Regions from separate parts of the Homo sapiens genome. Here all the other regions are linked to region 4. The links are chromatin loops, found by intact Hi-C in ENCODE. Cell type or tissue: A673. All regions are shown on one strand. Each heading gives the region's core, and the rest is flanking DNA. Links, peaks and the distances in the headings are about the cores only.

What was found. Hi-C counts contacts between places; a loop is a spot of excess contacts. Peaks named below come from ENCODE experiments on the same cell type or tissue, not always from the same donor. Only the 100,000 strongest peaks of a DNase experiment are listed, where the experiment ranks them.
Region 1: it touches region 4 in a loop (2.3-fold over the local background); 3 of 110 quality-filtered maps call a loop at or near these places.
Region 2: a loop joins it to region 4, with 6 times the contacts of the local background. A loop is called at or near these places in 14 of 110 quality-filtered maps.
Region 3: a loop joins it to region 4, with 2.1 times the contacts of the local background. A loop is called at or near these places in 4 of 110 quality-filtered maps.

Annotation. Positions count from the first base shown.
Region 1 is chr1:162,165,492-162,173,429 of GRCh38, reverse strand. All of the region lies in intron 2 of NOS1AP (nitric oxide synthase 1 adaptor protein), which reads right to left. It overlaps LOC105371475 (a long non-coding RNA gene), which reads left to right. Exons shown (of 4, transcript XR_007066699.1): 2 at 1,566-1,703; 3 at 4,952-5,148. Among named protein-coding and RNA genes, the nearest start is that of MIR4654, 12 kb to the right of the region's middle. In A673, for the core only: a CTCF peak has its summit at 4,037; DNase peaks (open chromatin) are centred at 4,059 and 6,329; H3K27ac peaks cover 3,601 bases.
Region 2 is chr1:161,788,856-161,796,793 of GRCh38, reverse strand. ATF6 (activating transcription factor 6) reads right to left here. Exons shown (of 16, transcript NM_007348.4): 5 at 5,257-5,386; 6 at 4,467-4,670. Among named protein-coding and RNA genes, the nearest start is that of ATF6, 27 kb to the right of the region's middle. In A673, for the core only: a CTCF peak has its summit at 3,968 (motif pointing left); a DNase peak (open chromatin) is centred at 3,913.
Region 3 is chr1:162,140,890-162,148,827 of GRCh38, reverse strand. The region is part of intron 1 of NOS1AP (nitric oxide synthase 1 adaptor protein); the gene reads right to left. All of the region lies in intron 3 of LOC105371475 (a long non-coding RNA gene), which reads left to right. Among named protein-coding and RNA genes, the nearest start is that of MIR4654, 12 kb to the left of the region's middle. RefSeq lists enhancers at 3,575-3,869, 3,259-3,973. In A673, for the core only: no CTCF peak of the experiment used is centred there; DNase peaks (open chromatin) are centred at 2,317, 2,727, 3,257 and 3,797; H3K4me3 peaks cover 1,797 bases; H3K27ac peaks cover 4,494 bases.
Region 4 is chr1:162,272,744-162,280,681 of GRCh38, reverse strand. All of the region lies in intron 2 of NOS1AP (nitric oxide synthase 1 adaptor protein), which reads right to left. Among named protein-coding and RNA genes, the nearest start is that of MIR556, 66 kb to the left of the region's middle. In A673, for the core only: a CTCF peak has its summit at 3,984 (motif pointing right); DNase peaks (open chromatin) are centred at 4,001 and 4,832; H3K27ac peaks cover 3,561 bases.

The sequences.
Region 1 (7,938 bases), core at 1,438-6,437, 110 kb after region 4:
AATCCATCTTGAATTAATTTTTGTATAAGGTGTAAGGAAGGGATCCAGTTTCAGCTTTCTACATATGGCTAGCCAGTTTTCCCAGCACCACTTATTAAATAGGGAATCCTATTTAATAAATGGAGGAGAGTGGAGGACAGCTGTGGTGGCTCACACCTATATTTCCAGCACTTTGGGAGGCTGAGGCAGGCAGATCACCTGAGATCAGGACCAGCCTGGGCAACCTGGTGAAACCCCGTCAAAAATATTAGACGGGTGCAAAAGTAATTGCGCTTTTTGCCATTATTTTCAAAGGCAAAAACGCAATAACTTTTGCATCAACATACACAAAAAATTAGCTGGGCATGGTAGCACCCACCTGTGGTCCTAGCTACTCAGGGGGCTGCAGTGTGCAGTGGGAGGATCACTTGAGCCTGGGAAGCAAAGGTTGCAATGAGCCAAGATTGCGCCACTACACTCCAGCCTGGGTGACAGACTGAGACCCCATCACAAAAAAAAAACCTCCTATTGAGCAAGGGTGAACTTGTGTTTGGTTAAGAATAACACTCAACTAGCAGGCAGAGAAGTTTGCTGCCTGAATAGCAGAATCTCAAGGCTCAGTCTCAACATCAGCATAGTTATTTAAATGATTCATATTTAAATGATTCATGACCATCCATTGGTTAATCTATGCAAAACCTTGAGATGAAAACAAACAAACAAACAAACAAAAACAAACAACAACAAAAAAAACCTTTCCTCACCTGACAGAAGGGAAAGCACATACATATACCAAAGAGTTGGCTGGGTCACAGAAAATAGTGATATATGACAATAATCTCCAATGACCACCTGCTGACATTCCACTTAAACCACCCGCCTCATCAAGATTATTCCTGTAGGCCACTAGTTTGCAATGTTAAGTAATTTGGCAACACAGAGTCATGGCCATCTAGAGGGTTTCAATAGCAAAGCCATCATGTGGACTTGGGGCACACCCATTCACAGGCCCACATCCCCCACTCCAGACTGGGATAGCCATTCTTTTGTGTCAAGGGATGATATGCATATAGAAGAGTCTCTGTGACTGCCATTTCTCAAAATTCAGACAAAGCCAAGATGCTCATAATGTATGTTTCTACTGCTACAGCTACCCTACCACCCACAAAATGTGAAAATTTAAGATGTGTTCTTCTCCAGTATAGGCTCAACAAGTTTCCTCTTTAGTTGCCATTTACTGGTGGGTGCTTGGGTCTCCTCTTGTCCCTCTCCCCACAACCCGTCATGGGTTCATCTGAACTTGGACTTCTGGTTTGCTTTACAGAGAGGTCTTACTGGTGATGGGTAAAAGATAGTGGGTAGGCTGAGTAAGGCCTGGGGAAGTTTCTCCCACTGAGCAACTCAGCATCTTCCCATCTAATACCATCAAGCATCTCACTGGCTGAAGCCCCAACCTTGGGGCTGCTAAGTGGCTTTCTTGGGAATGACACCTTTCCATTTAACGGGTTAAGGTGGCTTAAGGAGGAAATATATGGCCTAAAAAGGGTGGTATGGGAGAATGTCCTCAGCTTTCCTTTATTGCACAGGGAGATTCCATGAAAGGAGAGAGGCTGGCACAGCTGGTTGTTCTATGGCCATGAGGAGAAGCATGACAAGAGAGAAGAGATGCCACTAGATGAAAAGAACTCTCCAGAGAAGAGTGGAGGCCCAAACTGGGAAGTTAGGTGAGAGGAGATGAGTTCAGAAAGAGAGGCTGGAGAGCCTGATGAAAGACCTTAATAAAGGGTGAGGGCCTAAGAGCTCACTTACAGGATCCTTAGTCCCCAAAGGCTCCAAGTTCAGGGGTGGGGATGGCTGAGACAAAGATTAGACAATGCAACTTTAGCAGGAGTGAAGACCAGTACAGAAGTAAAGCACAGGAAGAAGCCAGCCACTGAGGCAGGAAGAGATGGCTGAGAACTGGACCAAAGTGGAAGCAGTTGAGGCAGGGAGACATACGATCTAGGAGATGCAGGCAGAATACAAGACCATGATGAGCAGCCCCATGACACCAGGGTTACATAACCCTTTCCAATAACAGCAAGGGGAGAGAAAGTCATGTGCCATTCCTTATAAAGCAGGAAATTAAAGCAGAAAGAACAAACGACCTGAATTCTAGCCAGAACTGCTGCCCTGTGGGATCCAGAGCAAGCCACAACCTTTTCATGCCTCAGGTTCCTTCCCAGAAAAGGAGCATGAGGATCTTGATCTCTGCACCCTCCCGCTCCATCCCTTTGGGTAAAAGCCTTGAGTCACACTTGGAGTATTTGCAGCAACAATGCTGAGTGTGCTGGGATCCAAGTACAGTGACCAACAGCCCCTGTGTCTTCCCCAGCATGTTGGCATCCCAGAGGCCCTGGACCCCACCCCAAATCCAAAAGCATGAACCCCAAGCCTCCCTGCAGGATGAGCTCCACCCGTTTAGCTGCCTGTCTCTTCTGTTCCTTGGTTTCTTTTCTTTTTTTTTTTTTGAGATGGAGTTTCACTCTTTGTTGCCCAGGTTAGAGTGCAATGGCACAATCTCAGCTCACTGCAACCTCCGCCTCCCTGGTTCAAGCGATTCTCCTGCCTCAGCCTCTTGAGTGTGGGACTACAGGTGCACACCACCATATCCGGCTAATTTTTGTATTTTTAGTTTTTGTATTTTTAGTCGAGACAGGGTTTCTCCATGTTGGTCAGGCTGTCTCGAACTTCTGACCTCAAGTGATTTACATGCCTCAGCCTCCCAAGGTGCTGGGATTACAGGCGTGAGCCACCGCGCCTGGCCTGTTCCTTGGTTTCTTAGCACTTCTCCTTTCTTTTCTTTTCCTACTGGCCCATTCTAATTTCCTTCTCTTCTTCCCTCTCCTTGTTTTTAAACTAACCTATTCCTGCTCCCCTATATCTCTTAACTTCAGTACAACTTTTCTTGATAGATATGTATTGAGCAAGTACCTAATGAAAGAAGCCATGTGGCTTACTAGTTGAGAGCCTGGATTCAGAAGGCCCAGGTGGACCCCCAGCTCTGCTGCTTGCTACCTGGGTAGCCTTAGACAAGTTACTCAGCCTAGATCTCAGTTACCTTATCTGTAAAATGGGGCTAATAACAGTACCTCCCTCCAAGGGCTTTTGTGAGGATCAACCAAGATGAATACATGTATAGTGCTTAGAATAGAACTGGCATGTAGTGAGCACTCAAGAATATCAATTATTACTACCCCAAGCACTGAGCTGTATCCTTCAGGGGACACATGTGACCAACACAAGGTCACTGCTCTCAGGTAGTGACTCTGTTGAATAAGAATAAACAACAATCATAAAAACAATTATAACATAAAGTGAGCTAAAATACCTGAAGAGAAATACAGAGAGGGTGTCTGAGTTCAAAGGGGTGCACTATAGGTGAGAGGAATCAGGGAAGATTTCGTAGCAAAGGTTTTCATTTGAAATGGGCTTTGAAGAACTGAGACCATACAGGCAGGAAAGGGAGGGAGGAAATTCCAGAGAAAGTGAAAAACATAAAGGCAGAATGGCCAAGTGAATGGGAAGATTGTAAGAAATTCGGTGTGGCCAGAGAACTGGGTTTCTGCATGGCAATCATAGGAAATGAGTTGGACAGGCACAGTGAAGCCAGACTGGGAGGCCCCTGACCGCCCGCTGAGATTCCATATTTCATTCACAGGCAATGAGGAGCCACTGAAAGTTTTTGAATAGAGACATGATGGACCTCATGCTTTAGGAGCTGGTTCAAAGTGGCATGCTGGGTGGACAACAGGAGCCCTCCAGCTCTACCAATGCACAGTCTCCTCTGTGAGGACAGATGGACACATGCCACGTGCATACAGTAGTACTGCATGCACACTGAGGAGAAACGCCTCTCCAGAGACAAGGGTACTGGATTCTTAAAGCAGCTGTCTGAGTGCCCAGCTAAGCAACTAAATGCAGGGGTGTATGGGAATGCATTTCTTAAGTGAAAATCACAAATCAATATGATCTCTTTCAATAAACAATTCAGCTACTGACTCCTCATTAGCACCCCCAGCAGGGTGCAGTTGTTAAATTTAAAGGCAGCCAAACTCTTACTTCAATTAAGTGTCATCCCTACTAAATGAAGACCAGATGTGCAAGCCAACAAAGAAATCTAATCAAGTTGGAAGAAAGGATTTCTGTAAAAGAGAAAACCAGGGGAAGGTGTGGGATTGGTCAGAAAACAGCAGATGCTGAAGAGAAAAGTCAAGCCAGGGCTCCAGATCAAATAGGGTCATTTGGCAAGGAAAGGCAGAGAGCTGCTGCAAAGCCCATGCACGGAGGGCGCTCATCTGGAAATGGAACTGTTAGGCAGTTAGAATCCCATCAATCTTTCAGAAATCCCCGCCAAGGGTGCAAGACTCTTTATTTTAACCTCAAAGTCCAATGCTTAGAAGATTTCCCAGCATGGCTCTCTGAGGGAGACGGAATCCTTGGATGTCTCCTCATGCCAGGCAGAGCCAACCCAACCCAAAGCTGGCCTGGTTTGGGTATTCAGGCCTGAACCAAGCCAGACTTCACTTCAATCCCTCACCACCTCAGCCCCTTAGGCCTCTTATTTAATAAGGAGCAGTGACTTACTATATTATCGAAATAACTTTTTGAGGCTTGAAGCCTCTCTTCTATGTACTATCTTTACCAGGACCTCATCTTAGTTTTTCAAAGGAGAAAGAAAGGGAGGAAGGAAAGAGGAAGGGAAGGAGGAAGAAAGAAAGAGAGCAAGGGAAAGAGAGGAAGAAAAGGGGAGAAGGAAAGAGAAACACACCCCCCTGCCCACAAGCCTCAGCACAATGACAGCTTGTGCATCAATTGCGCGTGGATTTCTAGGCCTTTGCCCTTCCAAGTGAGCAGGCAACCCTTGCCAGGGACCCTACTGCCACATTCTCCCTCTGAGCAGCCTGACCCTGTTTATCAACTGTTTCCACAGCTGTAGCAGCTGATGTCACAAAGCCTGGCTGAGGACCAAAGAGAAACAGGTTCGTTTGGAAGTTCGTATCTGAGCAGACTGGCTCAACCAGAAGTCCAGAAAAGTGTGGACCAGCTTCAACAGGACAGCACTAACACAGACTACTGCAGTCTCTGCACAGAGAGGCCTAAAGGAGAGGTCACAGCAGTACTCTGCAGGTAACACTCCATTTCCAACGAGCAGAGAATCCCAAAGGAGGTGATTTAGTGATGATCTCCATCAGCCCTAGAGAGGGATCGTCGTGGTCAGGAGACCCAGTTTTAGAGCCCGAATCCTGGCCATTCATTGCCTATGTGACCAGGTTACTGAATCTCCTCTTCATAAAGTAATTATGAGGATTCAGTGAGTTGCTACAGGCAAAACGCTTAGAACAGCGCCTGTTATATAACAACTAACATCAATGTAGACTTGCTATTTTCACTGGTATTTTTTTTTTTTTTTGACTAGCCACTTAAATTCTGATGTGTCTCATGTTTGGTTATTAGTGTCACCTAAAAGAAATAAAACCAGTTCCTTGTTGCTTTTTTCCATGAAATGGCTTTTAGATTAATACCTCTGAAAAACTGCAACAAGTCAAATTTTAAAATATTAACAAGTAACATATGCCCGGAGCAATTCAAACTGTCTCCCTTCCCAGCTCTCCTGGATCAGGATAAACAAAGACCCACTTGGGTCCACAAGTCACAAAATGAAGCAGCAGAGGATGGGATGATTGTCAACAACACCCAATATGAATGAGGACTATGTCTTAGCGGCTCGGGAGAGACCCCCTCAGATAGCAGGGCTGCCCCAAGGATGGCCTGAGCCTGATGAAGGGAAAGGAAAGGGGCAACTGACCTCCACAGGGAAATGGGCTGCACAGGCACCTCCCTCAGCCCCACAACCACCCTGGCACCAGGGCCAGGCGATTATGTTGAGGAAGTCCTGACCAAGCAAGGAGTCAAACCGGGGACTCCCCGGTCCAGAGCCCAGCTCTCTCCGCTGTGGCCTCTAGAGGGGAGGACCCTGCCTTATCCTGGGCTCAGGCAGCTGAGGAGAGAGGCTGAGTAAAAAGGAAAAGATCATGAATGACTGTTCACTGTAGGAGAAAGGCTAGATGTACACTCCACCTATTTAATAAGCCCTCAGGTGATGAGAGGATTAACAGCTGCAAAGAATGCCAAATCCTCTCAGGATGGTTAGTGGTTAAGGAGACAGGTAAATTGCTAATATTACATGAACAAGGGTGATTCCAACTGGTTAGAAAGCAGGGTGAGCTCGTTGTGAAGAAGCAATTTGTCATTTCCACCATAAACCTTCGTGCGGTTAAATGCCTCTCCAGGGAGGCAGAGACTTAGTGCAGCAGGAAGAGAGAGTAAGGAACAGCAGCTGCCCCATTATTTTTTACATTCATTAAATGCAAAAGGGCTGGGTGGTGAACAGAATACCCAGAGGCAGCAGGGCTCTGCTCAGTAGTTTTCAACCTGGACCTGATGGATTCACCAGATTCAGCCACAGGGCACCCGCATTAGTAGGCGAGGAGCTTCCACCCAGCAAAGGATCCTGACCAAAAGGGCTTGAGTTGCCAATTCTAGCTGCCTTCTGGGCCCAGTCACCATGCAACAGGGATGTGGAGAGGAGGTACAGGTGTCCACTGGGTATATACTATGGGCCAGGCACGGTGCTAAGGACGTGACACCCATTATTGCATTTACTTCTAACAGGGTTGACATTGTCCATTTTACAAAAGAATTGACAGTTGAGTAATTCACCCCTTTGCTGTCAAGATGAGTGTCAGAGTCCCTGCCTTCAAAAAGACAAATACACTGTGATGCATGCAGAAACAAAGGTCTCTCTAGAGTGTAATGGTAACACAAAAGAAGAGAAAACTACTCTGCCAACATCAGGGAAAGCTTCTAGAAGGGATGAAAGCTCAAATAGGCTCTGGAAGATAAGCAGAAGTTGGGCTGAGGTTTGAAGAGACAGGCTTCAGCCGCAATGGGAAGGGAGTGCTTCCCAGGTAGAAGGAAGAGGAGGAATAGAAGTGGCCTCAACAGGACATACTCAGGGCACAAGGCACAGCGGACCTATAATATGCTGCTGTGGCCTCAGGTGCCAGGCAGAATGCCATGTGCCTTGCTCTGAGTTCAGACTCAAGCCTGGAATCACCACATGGTTTTAAGTAGGACAATGCCTACAGAATCATCCTTATACAGATGAGCCAGGCAGCAGTGTGGAGGATGGTGGGAGGGCACAGCCAAAGGCATGGTGGCAGTCTGGAGGGCACTGCGGCAGCTGTCTATGAAACACAACAGTCTGGGGCTGCACTGGTAGGAAGGAATAGGGAGAGACACGATTGAAAAATATTTAAGAGGCACATCTGTAAGGGTGACCTAAGCCAGGGGTAGTGACAGAGAAGAAAGGTGACCCTGAGGTTTCCAGCTTACATTCTTGAGTGGTCAAGATGTCTTTCCAAGAGATAAGGAAATATGAAAAACAAGTGCATGTTCTTTTTCAGGGCAAAAAGGAGAGACTGCAGAAATGATAACTTCAGTTTTTTGACATATTGAATTTAAGGTGCCTTTGGGATATCCAAATGGGAGTGTCACACAGAATATACAAGTCTCAACCTCCAAAAAGAGTTTCATAAAATCAAATAATGGCCTTATTTACATCTAGTGACATACACTGCCTGGCAGTGTTCCCAGACTAGAGAAAGGCACAATCAGGGACACAGACAATGCTGCCTGGACTGACATTTGGTTAAACAGGGACAGTCGGCATGTTCTTGTAGGATCTCTGAGTCAGATGTAAGCAGACTGGAGTCTTGCCTTGGTTCCATACCACAACCATACCACGTTCAAGCTTAGAAGTGAATCCTAGATTCCCCACTTACCACCTCTGCGAGCTATGGCAAGTTATTTAACCTCTTGGTACCTCAGTTTCCTCATCTGGACAATGGGATAATT
Region 2 (7,938 bases), core at 917-5,916, 480 kb after region 4:
CTAGAAAACCCATAGTCTCTCCCCAAAGGCTCCTGAATATAAGGGCTCTCTTTTAATATAAAATAATATCCTGGTCACCCAAAACCATCAAGGTTGTCCTTTCAGCTTCTGTGTACTGAGAAAATACATGATGGAAAAAGGCTGCTAAGAATTTAGTGAAGATTTAAAATGAACTTGGAGTTTATTAGTCAGAAGTATAGCTATAAAAATTTGAAGAGCTGTACAAAGATATATGAAATAAATTATTTGGTCTACAGAAAATGCTTGCTTCAAGTATGGATTTGCAGATGCTTTGCAAAATGCCATAAAGCTACTACCCCCATCACCCACATCCCAGGGTCCACAATATACAGACTGAGAACCACTGACTTAAACCAATACTTTGAGAAGAGTATTATAGGAAGCCATGTTCTACATCCTCTGAGTTTAAAATTATGATTAAAAGATCCCTCCCCAAAATTAAACACTGTTCAGGGAACTTTGGGACTATTTTAAAGAACAGAAGAGGTGTAAATATAATGAATTAGGCAACTTATAAGAAAGAATCCTATTTCTAGCTACAGTTACAGATTTAAAGCCCTAGCAGATAACATGTACAGAGGGCTTTGTAATATTTCTTAAACTAATTAAGAAAAATAATCCAAATCTGTACTACCAATTGTGTAATTACCACTGTCTCCTTGCTGAGACGACCGCATCACACAAAGGAGATGGAAGAATACCAAGGCAAGGCCAAATGTGGCTTGAGTCCTACCAAGCCACTGCTGCTTCCTTTTTTTCCCATATTGTATCAAGCCTTTTCATCCCAGAGTACCCAACTATCCTCAAATTACCCAGCAGCTAAATCAGGGATACTCTAAATATTCTAGGCATGTTTGGGTTCAACACAGAATGAGGGGAAACAACTAAATTTCTATGACAATATGTTCAAGTGAAAGAACAAAAAACTCTCATGGTGACTTGGTAAATGCTGACCAGGCCACAAACTACAATGCAAAGAATTGTTTGGGGCCTTAAATAGCAGCTGAACATAGTTACTACTGTTCCTAGTGTGGAAACAGTTAAAAAGGACATTCCAAAGGCTGTTTATCCATTTTAGCATGCTCAAAATCCTCTCTGGCATTACATGCAAATCCCCCTTAACGGAACATGGCTGGATTCAATGCCATATATTTTTTTGACTATGTGTAACTCACTGATTTTGATAGTTCTTTCTTTTAAACTTTCTTCAAAGATTTTAAACTATGTATCAAACATTTATTGAATGCCTACTTTGTCTGAAACAGCATCGGTGTGTGACTTAGGGCAAATAATCTGTACTTAGCGTTCTCATCTAAAAAATGGAGATATCACAACCCATCACCATAAATCATAGAAACATACTGAAGTTTCAAATAATGTGTAAATATTATTTGAAATAAGATAATGCACTTAAGCACTTAGAAGAGTGTCTGGCACATAGTAAGAACTTAAATGCAATTATTATTATTATTAATCTCCTTTTCTATATAATAATAGCTTCCATAAGGGCACTGCATGAGTTATTAATTTATTAGTTATCACAGTGACTGTTATTTAACTGTTTATGTGAATTTAATCCCCCAATTAAAGTGTAGAATTCTTGAGAGCAAGGAATACATCTGTCATTTTTTTTTTAAGGCGATACAGTATAGTGATTATTCACATAGACTCCGAGCCAGACCACCTGGGCTCAAGTTCTGGCTCCACTTCTTATTAGCAGAGTGATCTGGGCAACATATTTTACCTCTGTCTCCCATTTCAATAATTTTCGCCATCATCTACCCAAAAAGCCCCAAGATAGAAAAACGGAAGTCATCCTAGACACCTTCCTCTCTATCGTTCAGCCTCCTTCTACACAATCCAATTACCAATCTCTAAGATTCTACACTTTTAACATCTCTACTCTTCATCCTGGTTCTCCACTTTCATTGATATTCCAGGCTTTCATTATCTCTCATCTACACTACTCAAAACAGTCTTAAAGGACATGGAGGACTGAGAAGTAGAAGTAGGCATAAGTTGTTGCTGGTTGGTAGAAAATGGTGAGCCAAAAAACTAGGAAAAACAAGAGAATTCAAAGGACAATGACAGATTAGTTGAGCTAGAAGAAGGGATTTATAGAAAAGAGTAATATTATAAAGTTCGAAAACTAAACTAGGAGGCCAGGCATGGTGGCTCACGCCTTAATCCCAGAGCTTTGGGAGATCAAGGTGGGTAGATCCCTTGAGCCCAAGAATTCGAGACCAGACTGAGCAATATAGTGAGATCCTGTCTCTATTAAAAACAAACAAACAACAATAACAAAAAAACAAAAAACTAAACTAGAGCCAAATTGTGAAGAGTTTTACATTCCAAGCTAGAGAATCTCAGTCTTAAACCTGTGGAAATTACCTCTTCTTTTTCAATGGTAACATATTTACTACTAGTATTAACATGATTAACTGTATAATGTCTTGCCCATACTTCCCTTCTTCCTCCCCATTCTCAAATAAATGAAAAACATACTTTAAATCTGTATGTTATTATAATAATACCACCTATTTAGATTGTACTATAAAAACAGACAAGGCACCAGGCGCGGTGGCTCACACCTGTAATCCCAGCACTTTGGGAGGCCGAGGCAGGCGATTACGAGGTCAAGAGATCAAGACCATCCTGGCCGACATGGTGAAACCCTGTCTCTACTAAAAATATAAAAATTAGCTGGGCATGGTGGCACGTGCCTGTAGTCCCAGCTACTCTGGAGGCTGAAGCAGGAGAATCACTTGAACCCAGGAGGTGGAAGTTGCAGTGAGCCAAGATCACACCACTGCACTCCAGCCTGGCAACACAGCGAGACTCTGTCTCAAATAAAAGAAAAAAAACAGGCAAGGTGCAGTTCCTCATATTAGCACATGCTCACAAAAAAATAACTATAGTCTTCAGATGACAGGAAAGTATTGAAGTTTCAAATAATGTGTAATTCAGGTTTCTGGAACTGATAAACTGCTCAGAAAAGAACAGTTTGTCTTCTTATTATAGGTAAGATCTTCCATCACTCAAACATAGTCAATGATCTGCTAAGGGCAAATTCTTAGGAATACCCCTGCTTTATACGCTAGTCATATTAATGTCAGACTTTTTGTATAGACGTATTTTAATAGCTTATGGGAACTACAATGAGGTTCTTCATTAGTTTAAATTCTTAGCCTTTGGGAAGGCACAGATCCTTATGAGATCCTAATGAAAGTTTTGGAGACTATCCCTAGAATAATCCACATATGAACATACATTAAATCCTGCATTTTGTTTCAAGGAGTTCATGAACCCTTAATACACATTTATAAATCACAAGAATACCTATTCTATAGGAATGCTACTTTTCAGATGGAAAAGGCAGCAGTTCTGACTTTGTACTGAGAGAGCAGGCATTTCAAACTGGTTTTTGTTTGTTTGTTTGTCTGTTTATTTTTGGTGGGACTGATGGATGAATTTTCACTGATTCATCCATTCTCTCATCTAGGTCTTCTTTTTATCAATGTCATATTGTCTATGACCATGTAATAGAACAAAGCTAAAAGAGTATCTGGAAATTAAATTTATCAAATTTACCCTCATTAAAACTATGCTCCAAAAAACGAGCTACCTATTCACAATTGGAGATACAGTACAAATGTAACATTGGTGTTTATTTACAACCCATACCCCATTATCGCCTAGTCATATCTGGTGCCAACAAACTAAATCCAGAGATAAGAATGCTGCAAAAGTTTTCTTGTACCCAGTGTATACAGATATCAGTATGAGTACAATGATGACTAATCTACCTAAGAGATCTCCATACGGAAATGACTCCCATATCTGAATAGTACCAAATCCTCAGACTTGAACTTCTTTCAATAATGACATAAACCTCTCATAGAATCACAAGTGTATGAGGCCATCTGGTGGATAAAATACGAAACACACAAATTCTTAGCTAGTTGAAAGCAGAGTTCAGGTCTCCTCATGACCAGGTCAATATACTGTTTACTAAACCATGCAGCCTCCTCAGAGATTAAGGGTGTGATTCTATTGCTATAACACACCTGAAATGGACCCTATTATTTTAAATATTCCTTCAAAACAAAAAAAGTTCACAGCCACAAAAATCTGGCTGACCTGAACTCTGCCTTCAACTAGCTTAAAATTTGTGTTCCTGTATTTTATCCACCAGAATAAAATGGCACCAAGAAAGTGTCCCAGATTTTCAAAATAACCATCAGATGTAACTGGTCTGGAGAGCTATATCCCTTGTTATGACAGGAACCACACATTAGTCATCTCTGCAACGTCCTCATAACCAAAGACATTCCTGACAAACAGCACGTGCTCAGAAATTATAACCTGAATTAAAACAAATCATATGACACAACCCTTACTGCCCTCCAAATAAATTTACACAGCCTTAAATTCTGCTCAGGTACCTTTAGTGGGTGCAGGTTGTAAACTGATAATTGGTTGCTGCTTTGCCAATGGCATAAGCGTTGGTACTGTCTGAATAATGATGGTTTTTGCTGGAACACTGGAGTTTGTTTGAGTCTTGGGTGCTGCTGGAAGCAATAAAGGCTTGGGCTGAATTGAAGGTTTTGAATTCACCTGAATTTTTTTCTTTGGAGTCAGTCCATTTTCTGGAGAAAAACCAGACAAACCACAAGTCAATGTGAAAGCAATTACGCAAGCCCTAAAAAACAGATTCTATCACACACCTTTCTCTACACATTATCTTAACTTCGATTAACAATCTTTAACTGGAGTTTAAGCATAGCTACAGTACATATACCTGAATGAACTGAAGAAAAGTACTTAAACTGTTACCTCCTTTTCTAACCAAGCTGCAGTTTTGGGAATGGGACACACTAACTGGTAAAGGAGAATTGCTAAAATCACGGGATAACACCCAGAGATTAATGAGGTAACAAATGTCATAGCTCCATTCAGTTATCTTTAACTGAAACTTTGAAATCTCTCCTGAAGATGGTGGGGTCTGAGTCTATTTTAAAGTATCTTTCACCTGTAAAGACAGAGACAACCAAAGATTATTTCTCCCCTTTCCTCTCCACGGTAATCACTCACAACAAACAATATAGGTCCACCAATTAAAAAACAGCAAGCCAGCCTAATAAACATAAATTTAATCCAGCATTTTCTTTTAAGAAATGGAACCTAAGCTCAATCTGAAATAGAAATAACAGAAGTTAGGAGATAGAGTAATACCAGTCTTGTTCCTAGGACCAGTGACAGGCTTATCTTCCTTCAGTGGCTCCGCTGAAGAGAGACTATTAGAGTTTTCACCATATAAGGAAAGGGGAGACATCTGAGAACTAGAAGACAAATCCAACTCCTCCTGTAGCATAATAAAAACAAAAATTAATGAGTATAATCCTTAAGCAGCAAATTGCATAGAAAAGGAGGAGACCCACATATAAACAGAAAAACACTTCAGGGTAACTTCAAAGGAAAGGTATATTAGAAACTGTATATATATATTAAGTAATAAGTGACTATCAGCATGATCCATCTATACCAAAGGAAAAATAACTCAAAATGCAGAGTAAGTCTATGCCATCCTGTTAAAGATATGAATCATTGATCTGTTGCTACATTTCTTCCTACAAACTACACACACACACACACACACACACACAGAGACACACACACACACACAGAGACACACACACACACACACACATATAAAACTTGGTTCGTAGTCATACAAACATTCAGTATCAGTATAAGGTTGCAGTTAAAATGCCAATATCCTTTCTCCATAATCTCTCTTATTTGGTCTTAAAAGAATATCAAAAGCAAAATAATTTTATTTGTATTCTTTTCTGTTTTCTATTTTGTAATACTGCCTTTGTTCCAAATGTTGTAAAAGAAAGATGCATGAATGGAGCAGTGCTTTGTTGTTGTTGTTGTTGTTGTTGTTGTTGTTGTTGTTGAGACAGAGTCTCACTCTGTTGCCCAAGCTGGAGTGCAGTGACGCAATCTCAGCTCACTGCAACCTCTGCCTCCCCAGTTCAAGCAATTCTCCTGCCTTAGCCTCCCGAGTAGCTACAACCACAGATGTGTGCCACCACGCCTTGCTAAGTTTTTGTATTTCTGGTAGAGAGGGGGTTTCACCATGTTGGCTGGGCTGCTCTAAAACTCCTGACCTCATATGGTCCACCCACCTCAGCCTCCCAACGTGCTGGGATTACAGGCGTGAACCACCCCACCCAGCCAACAGTGCTATTTTCTTTAATTTAGTAGGTGAATTCATAATGATTGAGATACATAAAGATAACATTCGCATTTTCCCAAAGTCTTTTAATATTCAGTGAATCTATCTCATTTTGTTAGAATAAAGAAACAACATAGAAGTAGCAATTCAATTCAGACAGAAAAGATGGCATGCATGATCACGCAATAGACATAATCTCTACTTCATAACATCTTCAAAATAATCTATAAGATTATAATATAAAAATAAAATTTAAGAGAATACTTGTTTACTCTCAGGGTGTTGCAGACCCTCTTAAGTCAGAACACACAGAAGCCACAAAGGAAGAAGAAATAGATTTGAACAAATAATAAGTAAACTATTTAACAATAAAAACTAGACCATAAACAAAGTTAAAAGATATATATTGGTAGAAAATATTTGCGAAAAATAGACAAAAGGCAGGAACAGCCATTTCACTGAAAAGGAAACGCAAATGGTAGTCAAAGGCAAATTTAAACTTTTTTTATCATAAAAAAAAATTTAAATGACCTTGAGAGGATATGGGAGAAAGAAATGCTCTCAGTCTCACTGGTGAGAGTGACAAGTGACAATTGCATCTTCCTTCATCCTTAACACCTACTCAGCATGTAAGCTGAGCAATATGTAGAGTGTATTAAAATACATTTCCAAGAAACCAAAGAGTACAAGGTAACACGGGAGGAGACTATTATCTTCACGGCCTTTGATGCTTAAAAGGTATTTGATAATATTCGACAAGTATTCCTCAATAAAATCCTAGAAAACAAGGATCCGAGGAATACTTTCTTAACATTAAAAAGCTATCAGTAATTATACAGCCAAGTCCAATGCTGAATGCATTACAATTAAAGTCAGGATAAAAAATAGATACCTGCTTTTTCTGTAATTCTAGTATAATTACACTAAAAGAAGAAATTTAAAAAACATTAAAACAAAAGAGACAGCGTGCCTTTTAGCAAGGTAATATGCTATATACTTGAAGCACATGTAACAATCCACTGAAAAAAAAATTTGACTTGAAAATATTGTATTAATATACACTTAGAAAACATAATAAAAAATAAATATTTCAAGCCAGGCACAGAAAGACAAACATCACATGTTCTCACTTATTTGTGGGATCAAAAAACCAAAACAATTGAAATCATGAACATAGGGTAGAAGGATGGTTACCAGAGGCTGGGGAGGGTACTGAGAAGCTGGTAGTGAGATGGGGATTGTTAATGGGTAAAAAAAAAAAAAAAAAAAAAAAAAAGGAGAAGGAATAAGACATATTATTTAATAGCACAGCAGGGTGACTATACTCAATAAGAGCTTAGTTGTACATTTTAAAATAACAAAAAGTATGTAACTGGATTGTTTATAACACAAAGGATAAATGCTTGAGGGGATGGATACCCCATTTTCCATGATCTAATTATTTTACATTGCATGCCTGTGTCAAAACATCTCATGTACCCCACAAATATATATGCCTACCATGTACCCAAAAAAAGTTAAAAATAAAAAAGATTTAAATAAAACAAATAAATAAATATTTCACTCACAATAGCAATAACAATTACAAAATACCTAGAAATTTTCTAAGGAATGTGCAGGACCCATATGAAGAAAACTACACAACTGAACTAAGGCATAAAAGATTTCAGTAA
Region 3 (7,938 bases), core at 1,304-6,303, 130 kb after region 4:
TTTGTCTATACAATGGCCTCCTTACTGGTTTCTCCAGTACCCACATGGCCCTCTGCAAACCATTCTCCATGAAGCTGCCAGAGTGATCTCTTTACAAAGCAAATTGGGTCATCTTATTCCCTTCTTTAAGAACCTCCCACACTTGCTTCCATTTGCTCAAAGATGGCAATCAAAATCCTCAGCATGGCCTACATAGCCACATGGTCCAGCTTCATCTCACACCAGTGGCCTTGCCAATTATTCAGAAGTTCCTCAATCACACCGTATCTTCTCACATTCAAGGGCATCTACACATGTTCCTCCCTGTGCACAGAATACTCTTCTACCCACTCGTCCCCTAATCTTCCAACATTCGTGATCCTGTAGATTTCTGCTTAATCTCTACTTCCCCTTTGTTTACCCCCAGGGTAGGTGAGATACCCTTAGAGAGGACTCCCATACCTCCATGCAATTCTCCTGTCTAGAACACACAGCTAAAACATGCTTTAGTCATCACTAGCTGACCGTGCCTCCCACAGGTCCAGGTACACAGGAGATGCTCAAAATACATTTGACTGAGTGGAATCCTCCAAAAATGAACACAGATTCACCCCAAGTGCCCATGGGAGAATCTCTCCTCTGAGGAGCATCCTGAGTCCTGGATTCTGCCTGGTGTTCCGGCATCTGAGGCATCAGCCTGCTCCTTCCAGCCCTCCATTACACTCTGTATAGTCCCACAGCAAAACTTACTTGACTTTTATCCAGGTACTTCAATTGGACCTAAGCCAGATGCTTTTACAGTAGCACATGCAATTCCTGGTTTACCGAGAGGGGTGGTATGTTAAACCTTCCTGCTGGTGGATTTTTAATCACCTAGCCTTCTGTAAGACTTCTGTAGCATTCCTGCATCCCCCCCTTCCAGGAATCCCTGCTGTGAGACATCAAACAGGGCCTCTATTCAGAACATTGACCACTGAGCTTAAGGGGAAATAAGGTAAAGGAGTTTAAAAATACCAGGGCCTACTTCTTTTTCATTAACATCTAGAAAGAAAAAAACTATACAGAAGATGCAAACTGTATAGGTAATCAAGATATGGGATTATCTGTATCTGTTCTATCTTATCTTCCAGATAAGCAGGAGCTAACTGCAAATAAAGTTAACTGAAAGACTTCAAATTTTTTTATAAGTTTCTGGACAACCTCAGCCTCAGTACTAAGTTAATATTTCATAAAGTGCTTTCACTTGCTGGCTTCCACCCTATTTTCTGGAGATTAACTTCTGAAGACACCAATCAACTCTACTGTTGTGGCCCCTGGTACACGAATCATAATGTGAAAAGCAGCAAGACAGAAAGCTCGAAACATTCACCAATGTAATTGCCATCCATAGACTTGTTAGACTTTCTGCCATCACCATCACCTTCTTCTGGAAACTCCTTTTATTCACAAGGTTTATGTCAGGTGCTTCCAGAGACAAGGGAAAAATGTATTTATCTTTTTTTTTTTTTTTTTTTTTTGAGACGGAGTCTCGCTCTGTCGCCCAGGCTGGAGTGCAGTGGTGCGATCTCAGAGGCTCACTGCAACCTCTGCCTCCCGGGTTCACTCCATTCTCCTGCCTCAGCCTCCAGAGTAGCTGGGACTCCAGGCGCCCACCACCCCACCTGGCTAATTTTTTGTATTTTTCATAGAGACAGGGTTTCACCATGTTAGCCAGGATGGTCTCAATCTCCTGACCTCGTGATCCGCCTGCCTCAGCCTCCCAAAGTGCTAGGATTACAGGCATGAGCCACCGCGCCCGGCCTTGTATTTATCAATCAAAAATAAATGCATCAGATTATTCTGCTTCTGATAAAGTTGGAGTAGCTAGTATCAGACTAAGCCTCCCACAAGTAACAAATAGGAACTCTGAACAAGATAGAAAAAATAGCTCTGCATAGAACGCAGGACACAAAAAGTGAACCACAATATAAACTGTGAATGTTAGTTCATAATAATGTATCAATATTGGCTTATCAATTGTAACTAATGTACTATACTAATGTAAGATGTTAATAATAAGGAATGTATGAGAACTCTGGCCTTGCCTCTCAATTTTTCTCTTAACCTAAAACTTCTCTAAAAAATAAAGTCTATTGTTTAAGATAATAATAGTAACTTTAAAAGCCCTGGAAAGAGACAAAAAACAGGCAGAGATTATGGGAAGTCAAGCTTTGAAAGAAGGGAACTGCTCTTGGTGAGGCTTGGGTGTGGGGCATCTCGTCTGGCAGCACAACCCCACAGGCACAGTGCAGGCTGGCTGGAGCTCAGGCAGAAAAGCTCACTCTGACACCCTGGGGAGTTGGATACCAGAGACGGGGACAGCCAGAGGAGCTTAAAAGAGAGGGCAGGCAGGAGGGAGTCACAGAGGGGAAGCCTCCAAAATCATGTGTAAACCCCAGCCAGGTCTTCAGGACCCCAACTGTGCATGTGCTCAGGAAACTCCAAGGAAACCAGCAGAAGGGGACAGTTGGAAAAACAAGAAAATCAAGTGGAGATTTTAACTGCTCCCCACCTCAGAGGAGGCAGATTTAGGATTTATGACCAGCCAAGTTAACTATCATTAAGAACAAGAAAACATGCTTCAGAAGAGGCTAGCAGAATCTTCTGCTATGGGTCTGTAAAAGCCCCAGTGACTAGCTAGCGCAGGCAAGGCCGCAGGAAAGGACAGGGCCCCCAGAAATAGGCATAACGTAAAGGTCCCTGCCTCTGCTGCACTCCCAGCTCTCATCTCCTTTCTGAAGCTGCTCAGTTCTACAGCCTCAGCACACAGGATACAACATGTGAGTTTCAGGGGTAACTCCCTTCTTTTACAGAGGACAGTGAGGCCCAAAGCAGTTAGCAGATGGCAGAGAAGGGGCTCAGTCTCCCTCAAGCTCCTGGCTTCTAGTCTAGGACCCCTGCATTCTTCCAAACTCTCTCCCTTGGGGGTCCCAAATGCAGTCTGGTCTCCCTGTCTACCTCCTCATATCCCGCTGGTCTCCTGGTCATACTGTGTCCTCTCTCCAAAACACACAAAAGCATAAAGAAATCTGATACCCTGGTCGTGCCTAGAAACCCCCAGCTGAGATTGCCCATCTGAGTTAGTCCCTGAACCTATCCTCTGTACTGATAGCTTCCAGAAACAGAGAACCAAAGGAGCTTTCCAAAGGACTGTCCAAAGGGAAAGCCCTTCCCTGCCTGCAGAAACTGCTCTTGTGCACAGCTGAGCGTCCTGCTGAGCGGGATTATGAATGTGACCAGGGTGAAAGTTCTCGCCTCATTTAGCATGGAACAAAGCAGCATTAACTGCAGCAGCAGGAGCGGCCCCAGATTCCGGGGCACACACTCAGCCAGTGACCTCCTACTAAATACTCTGGGGGAGGGGAGGAAAAAGAGAAAAGTTGCGTCAGGGTATCCCACTCCCCACTTGTGAGGCTTGCTCGGGGCTCTCCAGGTGCTAGGGTGTAAGGGACGTGGGGATAGGGACTCAAAGCGCCCATGTGGACATTTAGCAGCATCCTTGCTCTCAACTGCAATCAAGAGAGAAGCCTCAGTGCCAACCCCCCCACCCACCCCTCACATACACCAGAAAAGCTTCCAAAATGCTTGAAATGCAGCTGCACACCACGTCTTCATTTATTTGTAGTCTAAGAGGAATGAGGCACTTATATTTCTTCCTCTCTCTCCCAGCCCATCTGAAAAAGGAAGCACTATTTGAAGGCCATCTGATGCAACTGTGTCACTATTGATCAGTAGCTCAGCAGGGGCCGATGAATGTGCCGGAGATCACAGCAGAATCCTTCCTGCTCCTCAACATTAAGGGGCTGGGTGCAAAATGATTGCGATGACTTGTCTTTATGCTAATGCCATGCAATTCTCTAAAAGGGACAGAGGGTAAGACAGAACGATCCAACCAGCGTGCCCATGGGGAGGCTGTGTCTTTCAGTTCTTTTAGTCTCCATTAGCAAAAGCTTAGATGGGTTGGCCTGATTATTTCTATTATGAGGATCTGAGGGGTACAGCAAAGAGGAGAGAAAAAAAGCAGGAAGACAGAGAAACTGTTCTGGCCTTTCAACTATCAGCTCCTGAATAAAAGCTTCAGCTTGGTGATTAAAATCTCTGGCTCGTGTCACAGAGGCAGGTGTGAGGCAGAGGCCGGGCTGTACCCTGGGCCGGCAGCACTTTCTGCCATGCCTACCTGGGATGCTGACTTGGCCAGCAGGTTATTTTCTCCTAGGGAAAAGAAAAGAAAAGAAAAGAAAGTCCAACACATGGTGTGAGGCAAAGGGATACACTAACAAAGGCTGTATGATCATTAAAATCATCACCTGTATCAGGTAAACCAGGAATGGATAGGTGAACAAAGAACACCAGAAAACCAATAAGGAAGTCAGATCCAATGACAGAGTTTAAGTGACCTCGAATGTGATTTGATCTAACCCTTCACTTTATAGAAGGGAAAATCAAGGCTCAGAGAAAGAATGAAAACGTAGCTTGTGAGTGGCAGAATCAGAACCAGTGTAGGACTCCCTACCCTGTACCACCATGCTAATACTTCAGTAGGAAATAAGTAATCAGGATGAACATAAGCCAATGCCCCAGCAAGGGCTGGTTCACTACATTAAACTCAACTTGAGCTAGATGAGGATGCCTGTGTATGGACACCCAAATGGTCAGAAGGTCAAAAACACATCAGTGAAAAATGGTGGGGCACCAAGACTTACAAGGAATGGACGGGGATCCCTATTTGGTTCATCTGAATGACTTTGGGAATGGAATTAAAGGCACATAAATAAAAATGGTGCCATGACACCGAAGGAGGGAAATGGTCATCCAACTACTGGAGAACAGTAAACTGAAGAAATGAGAAGGCTGTCAGATGACAATAGAGAGAGATCCCTTATTCTTCACATGAAGAACGAAAGCACTCAGCTTTGCGCAGCACCAACATCCTACACCTCCTAAATTCTAAGTACTTAAACTCACCAAGCCTCTGTTTCATTCATGAAATGTACCTAGTATCTGTACTACCTACATGTCAGGGTTGTCATAAGAATCAAAATTAGATGGGCCAGACATGATGGCTCACTCCTGAAATCCCAGCACTTTGAGAGGCCGAGGTGGGGGGATCACTTGAGCCCAAGAGTACAAGACCAGCCTAGGCAACATAGGAAGATCCTATCTCTATAAAAAATAAAAATGAAAAAATTTAGCCAGGTGTGGTGGTACACGCTTGTAGTGCCAGCTAATCAGGAGGCCATGGTGGGAGGATCGCTTGAGCCCCGGAGGTCAAGGCTACAGTGGGCCATGATTGCACCACTGCAAATCAAAATTAGATAATGCAGATCAAAGTTTTATAGTTTAGAAAATATTATAAAATCATAAGGAGATAATATTCTTTGTATTATCATGTTCTTGCTTTGTGAGCCAAGAAGATCCTGAAGGTACAGAATTTGTAGCTTTACCATAATAGCCTCCTTGAATTCTCATAGACTAATAACTGTACACAGAGTGAGGTGATCTAAAATGCCAGAGTAAATGGAAGGGCAGAATCAAGAAATTAGTCTCAACAGAATCAAAGAGGAGTGAAGACGGAAGTGGTGAATGGCACAAGCAGAGTGTTACCAGTGACCAGACCACAGAGACAACTGGCAAACACCCCCACCTGCCACCCCTCATCAGGGAATGGCTAACTATGACACTGCTCACAGAACCTCATGGGATGGGCTCAGTTTGAGGTAAACACCCTGTCACATTTGCCTCCGACTGAGCAAGTTGCGACCAGGAAAAGCCTTCCTGGAGTTGGGAATGTGGGGTCTGCAGTGCAGTCATTAATCATTTGTCAGCCTCACTGCTGAATGAAACCCCACAAATGAGTAAAATTTCCAGATAACTGGCATGTTCCCCACTTAAATATAAAGTTTTCTATATTTTAAACTCTCTTGATTAGAAATCTCTCTAAAATATATTCCACGCTGTCCTAACAATCGAGTCTCTATAAGCCAGAATAACCTTTACATACATCACTTAACGTGTAAGTTACAAGTCAGCAACGACCCTGCAAGGAATGGCTCCAGACTACTATTAATACTACACCTTTTGAGTCCTTGAAGCTGATTTTTAGGATTTTTCTAAAACTTCCTACACTGTTAGCAGAAAGAAAGATGACAATATGCTACACATGCTTTCGCCTTTAACAATGCCTGTCCTCAAATCCTCAAGGAAGTACTAGCAAGACAAATTCGGCAACATACAAAAAGGATCATACACAATGATCAAGTAGAATGTACACCAAGAATAAAAGGTTAGTTCAACATATGACCATATGTTCATCTCAACAGACAAAAAAAACCCCACATTTGACAAAATCCAATACCCTTTCATACCCTTTCATGATTTAAACACACACACACGCAGAAACACACGCACACCAAATTATGGATAGAAAGGAACTTCCTCAAACTAATAAAGGGCTTCTACAAAAACCCACGTCCTATTTAATGGTGAAAGACTGAATGTTTTTCCTTTAAGATCAGGAACGAGATAAGGATGTCCACTCTTGTCATTCTATCCATCTTCCTTACAGAGCCACTGTAAAGATTAAATAAAATAATACATATGAAGTGATTGGCATTTAGATCTTCTGTCAGCTCTACATCTAAGTTAGTTCTCCCTGTTATACCTGGTTCCACTTATCAGAGTTGTGAGTTAATATCTGTTTCTTAGATTAACTGTGTCTCTCCAAACTAGACTGCATTGGTAGCTCCAAGGTATAACTGTTGTTGTCACCACTGTATCCTGAGCGCCCAGTACAAAGCTTGGCCCACCAAACAAATGAATGGACAAATGATAGCTTTTCCTGTTTTTAAGCAAGAAATTTTAAGATGTTTTCTAGTTCTTTACCTGCCTTCAGGCAGTCCCACTCCTCCTGCACTATAAAGACTCCATCATATTACCCAACTTCCTATGGTGATCCACCCAACAGTCCTCATAGCAGAGGAATTAATCATTCTCATTAACATCGGCAGCAGCATCACAAAACAGCAACTATTTTTGCAATGATTTTTCAGATAAGGTAATCCAAGTAAGCTAAAGGGAAGTAGAAAGTCTGAGAAATTAAGTCCCGGCATTAGTTCCTCTAACCAAAAGGTGGAAAGAAAGAGAGCAAGAAAAGCCACAAAATAATCAGAGAAGTCAAAGAGAAAAGAGTACACAAGGGCGATCAGTGAAAGGAGACGGAGGTGAGGGGCACACATGGATGATGAGGACAGATTTTCCCAGAAACAAAGAGGGAAGAGAGACATCAGCACTAGAAAGTAGCTCCAAGGTCTTTTGGCCCCACATCTTGTTTTACTCCAACAAGGCAGGACTGACTAATGTTCAATGATCAGGAGTCTTGCTCAAGGTCACTAAGTTACAGAATCAAAGTGAGAGAGGCTATGACCCAGGTATCCTGGCTTCAAAGCCAATGCTCTAAAAATAAAAATATATATTAGAATCACATGAAAAGTCTCATTGGTTCCAATTCCAGCTGCACCACTTTCTAGCTGCTCTATGAATTTGAGCCATCTGGTCAACCTCCCAGCACCTCAGCTTCATCATTTATGAAGTGAAATTTTGCAAGATTACCAGTGTGATTAAATGAGACCATGTAGGGAAAGCACCTAGTATTTCACATTGAAGCTCCATTCCTTTTTTAAAAATTACAGAACACTTTCTATTTGCCAAAGATAAGGAGGCAAGAATAAAAGAGACTGTAAACAAACAACCTACAGAATGGTAGTAAATATTTGCAAACTTTGCATCCGACAAAGGCTTAATAACTTAAATCAATAAGCAAAAAAACAAATCCAATAAAACGTAGGCAAAGAACATGAATAGACACTTCTCAAAAGAAGACATACACAAGGCCAACAAATGTAAAAAAATGCTCATCATCAC
Region 4 (7,938 bases), core at 1,366-6,365:
TTTTAAAGAAATATTCATTGTCATTATATAGAAATGAAGTATCATCCTACTTTGTAGACCAAGGAGATCTAAAACTCAAGTTCTAAATCCCATTTGGAATACTTGATAAAAAGGCAGAATCACAGGCCCAGGCTTTAGAAATGTTTATTCAGCAGATCAGAAGTACGGCCAAAAGTTGGCGTTTTTTAAAATGCACATGGTAATGTAGACCATGCTATTCAGAAACACTACTTTGGGCCACAAAAGCAAGGATTATTATACATTTTTATTTGCATTAAGAATTGCCATAAACTAATCAATGTGTCTTAATCATATATGTACTATTTTTTAAGTATAGCTATTCTTGTAACAAGATAGATTCTTATGAAAGTGCTATTGCTAGTTGTTGTCATCCATTTTCTAAATCAAAAGCTAATAAAATAAAAAGTATTACTTTGGGAGGAAATTCCACAGAGTGCTAAGCATTAGGTATTCATACTTTACCTTTCATACATTTTTTACATCTGAAATATTTCTTTATTATTTATTTAAATAGAAACAGAGTTTTGCTATGCTGCCCAGGCTGATCTCAAACTCCTGGACTCAAGCAATCCTCCCACCTCGGCCTCCCAAAGTGTTAGGATTACAGACATTAGCCACTGCACCCAGCCTGAAATAGTTCATTAAAAAATTTATAGAGGAAACTTTGTATTTGAAATGTTTGAGGCCACCAGGGTTGACCAAGCTTTTCATCTTATAGATGAAGAAACCAGTGCCCAGGGATGATAAGAGACTTCCCAGGTTCATTAGCAGAAAACCCATATCTGGAACCTACATCTCCTGACTCTTGGCTCTGTGCTTGTTATGTTCCCCAACACTTGTGTCTTTTAGTAGCTCAGAATCATGGCTCCAGGAAATAAAATTCATTCATTCATTCCTCCATTCATTCAATACATGGTTAATGAGCTGTCTCATGAGCACACAAACCCCATTTTATAACAGAAAGCAAGAAGAGAAATAAGAACATATTGGAAATTAACTTCACAGGACCAGGAACATTCCACACCCAGGGACACATGTCAATAACGTGGGAAGGGTATGAAATACCAGTGAGGACAGAAAAACATGGTAAAGAGACCTTCTGAACTTAAGGAGGGCTTTGGGGCAGGAAATATTCAAGCTCGTTGCTGTTTGGAACGTTGAGAAGGTGGAAGAGCGGTTCATGCACACACAGATGTTCTGTGAGGAGGCTGCATTTCCACAGTGTCAGGAGACCAGCATGATGGCATAGGGCAAGTCAAACAGGCCCTGGCATGGAAGGCAGCGGCAGCCTCAAGTGCAAGCAATCTCGGACTGTGTACTCAGGGGAGCTCCAAGTGGCGGTTGCTCCCTGTAGAGAGGAGACGAGATAGCCCCGGGAATACAGCCATCACTTTTCTCTGACCAGGAGCATGCTGACAGGTCACGGGTAGCTGAACAACAACCTAAATGATTAAGGGGCCTGAAGGGCTGATTTATGAAGCAAGATGAGTACCAGTACTAACAATCATCTGCTGCTTTCAGCTGCTTTCTTCTCTATATCTCTCACAGCATGTTAAAAACAAGTATTAGAATCTTCTCTTCTTTAAGTAAAAAAAGAGACAGAGGTGGATGGCAAGATAAAAATACAACAGTATAAACCCTACTCCGGTCAATTCTATCATTCTCCACTAATATCTAGCCTAGACTGTCCTCTAAACTCCTCTAAATGGTTAATATATGATGTAAGTAGGAAGACTAGAGACATTAAACAACGTTCCTGGCAGAAAGCAAAGGTACTTATTTAAGGTGATGAATGTCCCAGTCACCCTGATTTGATCGTTACAATCTATATGAATGTATCAAATTATCACATGTACCCCAAAATATACACATCCATTATGCAGCAATAAATAGTCTTGCAGAGGAGTGGGGCAGAGATAACACTGTTACCACAGTATGATTCATATCTACACACACACACACACACACACACACACACACACACACACACACACACGTAGAAGGAGTAAACGTTTCCTAGTATTTAGAAGAGTCATGAATCAAGGATTTACGGTTTTCTGCCTCAGACCAAAAGTGGGTATGAGACAAATGATGAATCCTTTTGTCTTTCTAGGGCTCAATTTACCTCTCTTGAAAAGAAGGTAATCAATCATGTTTAATAAACCTCCCAGCACCTCTCACTATCTGCCACACACATCCCACACTTACCTTGTGAAGTTAGGTTAAACAATTTGCATGAAGTATTATGAAGTCAAAGAAGCTACACTGAATAGTAATGCTATTTCACAGCAAGTATTCACATTCTTAGCTACGTGACCTTGAGCAAGCCACCTACCCTACAGAAGGGTATAATTCTTCCCTTCTGTGAAGCCAGGGTATTGGGTTAGATTACACCTTCCCAGCTCTAAACATGACTCAATGTGATATGAACCTTCATAGCTCTTGTAGGAAGAGTTAGATGGGCAGGCACACTTGAGGAAGGTGGGGCAAATGTATACCAACATAGAAATGAAGGCATTTGGTGAGGCCAGGTCAATCCCAGAAGCAAGGGAAGAGGATGGAAGGCAGAAAGGATGCAGACAGATGGGGAAAGTTCTAAAATGGAAAAGAAGTTACTATAGTTTTGCATAGAAAGTAGGAGGGTGCTTAAGGGTTTTAAAAAGAGTGAAAAATAGAGGTGCAAATCCTGAACATAATCTTGGCAACAGCACTAAGGAATCAGGAAGAAGAGACACTGTAAATGAGAAATCTAGGAAAGACTAGAGACATGTATCAAGCACTGCATAGTAAGAATAAAGAAAATATCTGGATGAAATCACTATATAGACTGAGAAGCAGAATAAGGAAGTGGTCCCTAAATCCCTTGCCTGGAAAAGGTAGCAATGTTTTCACCAATGCCAGCACAGGTGAACACAAGAATGTGTTATACATTGAAAAAGTCTATCTTGCACTGGAGAATCAGGTAATAGGAGCTAGACAGGATGTGGGGGTCACACAGCCATTCATGTGGGACTGCTTTTCCTATGCTCTCCCAAGTCTTCTACCCGTTGAATTTCCCCATAGTACGCTTAGGGTGAGCTTAGACTTTCTAACATGATGAGCAAGAGATAAGGGTAAATTTGGAAAACCTGTGCTTGCATTCATCCATTAGGATAATACAAGTTCCAGATGTAAGGTGGCTGGGAAGAGAGAAACTACAGTAGGCAGAACTGATGGCCCCAGTGAATATTCGTGGTATAATGAAAGGTATGATGAAGAAGGTAATTCTTGAGAGATACTGAAGAAACTATTTGAGAAGGAGGAGGAAAATAATAAAATCAGAATTTGGAGGGCTCTCGAAGTCACAGTGTTGTCTCTGTCGAGCAATCATTCAGCCTCTAACAGAATACTGGCAGCTCTCTTTGAAAAGTAGTTTCTTACAATAAAACTGGAAGCTACACCCAGAAGATTCCACTTATATGATTCTCTAAACTGGTGCTTCTCAAACTTGAAGGTCCATATAAATCACTCAGGGACCTTGTTAATTTATAGGCCATTCTGCAGGTCTGGGGAGAGCCAAGGGTTCTTTATTTCTAGCGTAGTCTCAGATGATGCTGACACTACTGGTCCACAGACCACACTTTGAGAAGCAAGGAGCCAGAACCACAGTATGTAAGTCCAAAAGGTATTTGGATATGTCAGCTTTGTGAACTAACCATCTCTAAGGTTTCTTTCAGTGCTAACATTCAATGATTCCTACCAATTATATATGTCAATATTCTGAGTTACATAAAAATTGAGACATGAGGTGTTTCTCAGGAACAACCACCTTAAGATGGCCCCAAATCAAACTCTAACATACAACTCTCATACATAAATGATATAAATACAGTAACCAATACACAAGTTCCCAGAATGGAGGGGAATCTGAAGTTATTGACTTCTTTCAAGGCATAATAATTATCTACTGTCAGTAGGTGGCAATATTTCCTCGGGGTTATGGGATTGTAAAGTGGAACCATGGTTCCCAGCCTGGGCTGTAAACTAGAGCCAACTGGGAAACTTAAAAAATACTGGTGTCTGGATCCCACCCCCAGAAGTTTTGATGTAATTGGTCTAGAGTGCAGCCTGGACATTGGGCTTTTTTTTTTTTTTTTAAGCTACCCAGGTGATTCTCATGAGCAGCTAAGACTGAGGTCCACTAAAGTAGAGTGAGGTTTAGCAGACCATAGAAACTAAGAAGTCAGTGCTGGTCATCAAGTCACTCCTGATTCCCTGCGTCTCCCCGTTCTTCACTGGGACTGACTGATGCACCACATGATCTCTATTCCATCTCATCTTCTCTTCCAGCCCATCACCATAGGTAACTCCAAAGCTGCACCAGACATTACGTCGTCCAAATTTCTATGACAACAAATGAACTTGGGTGAAGAGATGCCAGGATGGTTTATGTAGGAAGAGCACTGTTTTCTGCAGGACTGTTTTCACCATAGCAAAGTGCCATAACCCAACTCATCCCCAGTACCAGCCTTGACTCCGAGGGTCAGTAAATTTTTTTCTGTAAAAGATAAAGTGGTAAATATTTTATGTTCTGAGAGCTATGTGATCTTTGTTGCAACTATGCAACTCTCTTGCTCCAGCACAAAAACAGCCATAGACAATACAGAGATAAATGAGTGCAGCTATGTTCCAATAAAGCTTTATTTATAAAGGCGCTCAGTGGGCCAGAGTTGATCCATGAGCCATGGTTTGCCAACTCCTGCCTTACCTCATTTGAGTTCCCTCTGAATTTTCTGTCTCCGCTCTATTAAAGCATGTGGCATTACCAAGCACAACCACTGTGACATCCAGAGTGCAGGAAGGAGTCTACTGGATAGAGACTGAAATGCGTGGGAGGGCCCCCGAAGACAGATGAGATTTGAACATGGATCCAAAGCAGAGCAAGGTGACTATTCAGAAACGAGGATGAAAATGGGAAGAAGCCCCCACTACAAACTGCAAAATCCTAATCCTGGGATTATTTTCCCATAGGAAAAACAATCTGTGATGTGAGGCAGGTTTCCCCCTCCAACTATGATGGAAATCTAAAGTCAAACTTGACAGGGAAAGAGAATGAACTACTGAGAGTGAGATGTGACCAGATCAGGCAAAAAACCAAAATGAACATGAAAATAAACCTCATACCTTATGCCAGAAATAATTCAAAGTGCATCACAGGCTTAAGTGTAAAACTATAAAACTTTTAGAAGAAAATGGTAGGCAGATCACCTGAGGTCAGGAGTTCAAGACCAGCCTGGCCAACATGGTGAAACCCCATCTCTATTAAAAATACAAAAATTAGCCGGGTGTGATGGAGCATGCCTATAGTCCCAGCTACTCAGGAGGCTGAGGCAAGAGAATCGCTGGAACCCAGGAGGCAGAGGTTGCAGAGCCAAGATCGTACAACTGCACTCCAGCCTGGGTGACAGAGTGAGACTCCGTATCAAAAACAAAAAACAAAACAGAAACAACAACGACAACAAAAAACTTTGTGACCTGGGTTTATATAGAACTTCTACATATGATACCAAAAGCATGATCCATAAAAAATAAAAAACTGATTAATTGAACTTCATAAAATTAAACTTGCTCCGTGGAAGCCAGTTTTAAGTGAATGAAAAGACAAGTAATAGACTGGGAAAAAATGCTTGCAAATAGGACACCTGACAAAAGATTTGTATCCAGAATACATTCATATAAAGAACTCTCAAATCTCAACAGCTGTAGACAACACCCGAAGTAAAAAATGGGCAAATGACTCAAATGGACACTTGATTAAAGGGGATATATTGAAAGCAAATAAACACATGTAAAGAAACCAACAAGTTTTGGTAGTTGGTTCAGTGTTTTTGTCTAACAGGAGGAATTGAGACAGGTGAGGCTCATGCCTAGGAAACAAGGCTAAAAAATTATATCTGCCCACTGGGATTTTTAAAGTCTGAATCTTGAGCTCCAGGGCCTATTGAAACACACTCAGACCTGATTACAGCTCCCTAAGACAATAGGGTATTCACCCAAGTCTGGAATAATGGCCTCCCATGAAAAGATGTTCAATATCATTAGCTGTTAGGGAAATGCAAATTAAAACCACAGTAAGATCCCACTATATACATATTAGAATAGATAAAATTAAAACAACAACTAAACACTGTATGGTAGATGCACCTGACAGAAATAACAAGAAATTAGGGTTGCCACATGCAGGTTGCTGAGGGAAGTGTGCCAAGTGAGGGTGCTATATAAACTGCATGCTTTTTACAGGCGGTTATCATTCTCCTCTCCAGCCTGCAGCCACTGGACCGTCTCTGTAAGTTCCCCCAAATAAACCACATGTTTTGTTCACCGGTTCTGGGTCTCTCCTCCGGCCTCTTGAACCTGGTGCCATCCCTACTGAAGTCAACAGGGTCCAGCACAACAGACGCCAAACACCGGGGAGGATGCAGAGCCACTGGACTTCTCACGCATTGCTGAAGGAATGGAAAATAGCACAGCCAAAACTAATTTAGCAGTCTCTTAGAACGTTAAACATACACTTACCATATGACCCAGCATTACCTCAGCTAAGTGTTTACCCTAGAGAAAGGGAAAGTTATGTTCCCACAAAGACCTGTACATGAATGTTTAACAGCTCTATTATAATTACCAAAATTAGAAACGACTCAAATATCCTTCCACAGGGTGAATGGATAAGCAAATTGTGGTATATCCATATAATAGAATACTACTCAAAAATAAAAAGGAAAATAAGCAGTTCATGTGTGATACAGTATTGTTACAGAAAGTTAGAGGGGAATTGGTTGAAATGTAAAACAAATTTTTAACAAATAAAAAGGAATGAACTACTGATACACACAAAACTTGAAAGTATCTCTACCTTGATTGGGGTGAAGGTTACATGAATCTATACAGACACATAAATTCATAATACTATACCCCCAAAATCAATTTTACTGTTAATTTTAAAAATAAAATGAAAATTAAAGTCCTTTGGGCTGGATGAAGTGTCAGGATAGGAGATGCTTCCCAAACTCCTCCTCCTCAGGTGGAGTGAATGAAAACCTTGCCCCCAGGCCTCCAAGGTTAGCACAGACTGAATGTGAGGGATACCCTCTCCACTGCAGTGCAAAGCACAGAGACAATTCTGAACTAACTGTTCCCAGGTCAAGAACAGAGGCTTCGGCCGGGCGCGGTGGCTCACGCCTGTAATACCAGCACTTCGGGAGGCCGAGGTGGGTGGATCACGAGGTCAGGAGATCGAGACCATCCTGGCTAACACAGTGAAACCCTGTCTCTACTAAAAATACAAAAAAAATTAGCCGGGTGTGGTGGCGGGCGCCTGTAGTCCCAGCTACTCAGGAGGCTGAGGCAGGAGAATGGCGTGAACCCGGGAGGCGGAGCTTGCAGTGAGCCGAGATCGCGCCACTGCACTCCAGTCGGGGCTACAGAGCCAGACTCCGTCTCAAAAAAAAAAAAAAAAAAAAAGAACAAGGGCTTCCAGAGTTGTCCTGCAGAGCAGGCCAGGAGAATCTCATACTGGCTTCAGAAGATAAGGGAAGTCTTCCCAGACACAGAGTCCCCTCCAGCCTATACACAGCCAGTCCAGGCACTGGTAGGGTCACTAAGCTAGGGCAATGGACACCCATGAAGGTCATCCAGCTGCTATGGTACCAAGTCATGGTCAACTCAGTCTGGTAACTCAATCCCTATGGGAGGTTATTATTCCATTATTGGAGGAATAATGGAATAATGGGAGCTGCAGTGAGGCCCAGACACGTCTCTGTAGGCTCTGGGGCTCAAGATATAGAACTCTAACATTTCAACGGGCAGAAATAATTTTTCAGCCTAGTTTCTCAGAGCAAAAGTCTCACCCCAGTCTCAGCTCTTCTGCCCATAGCAACA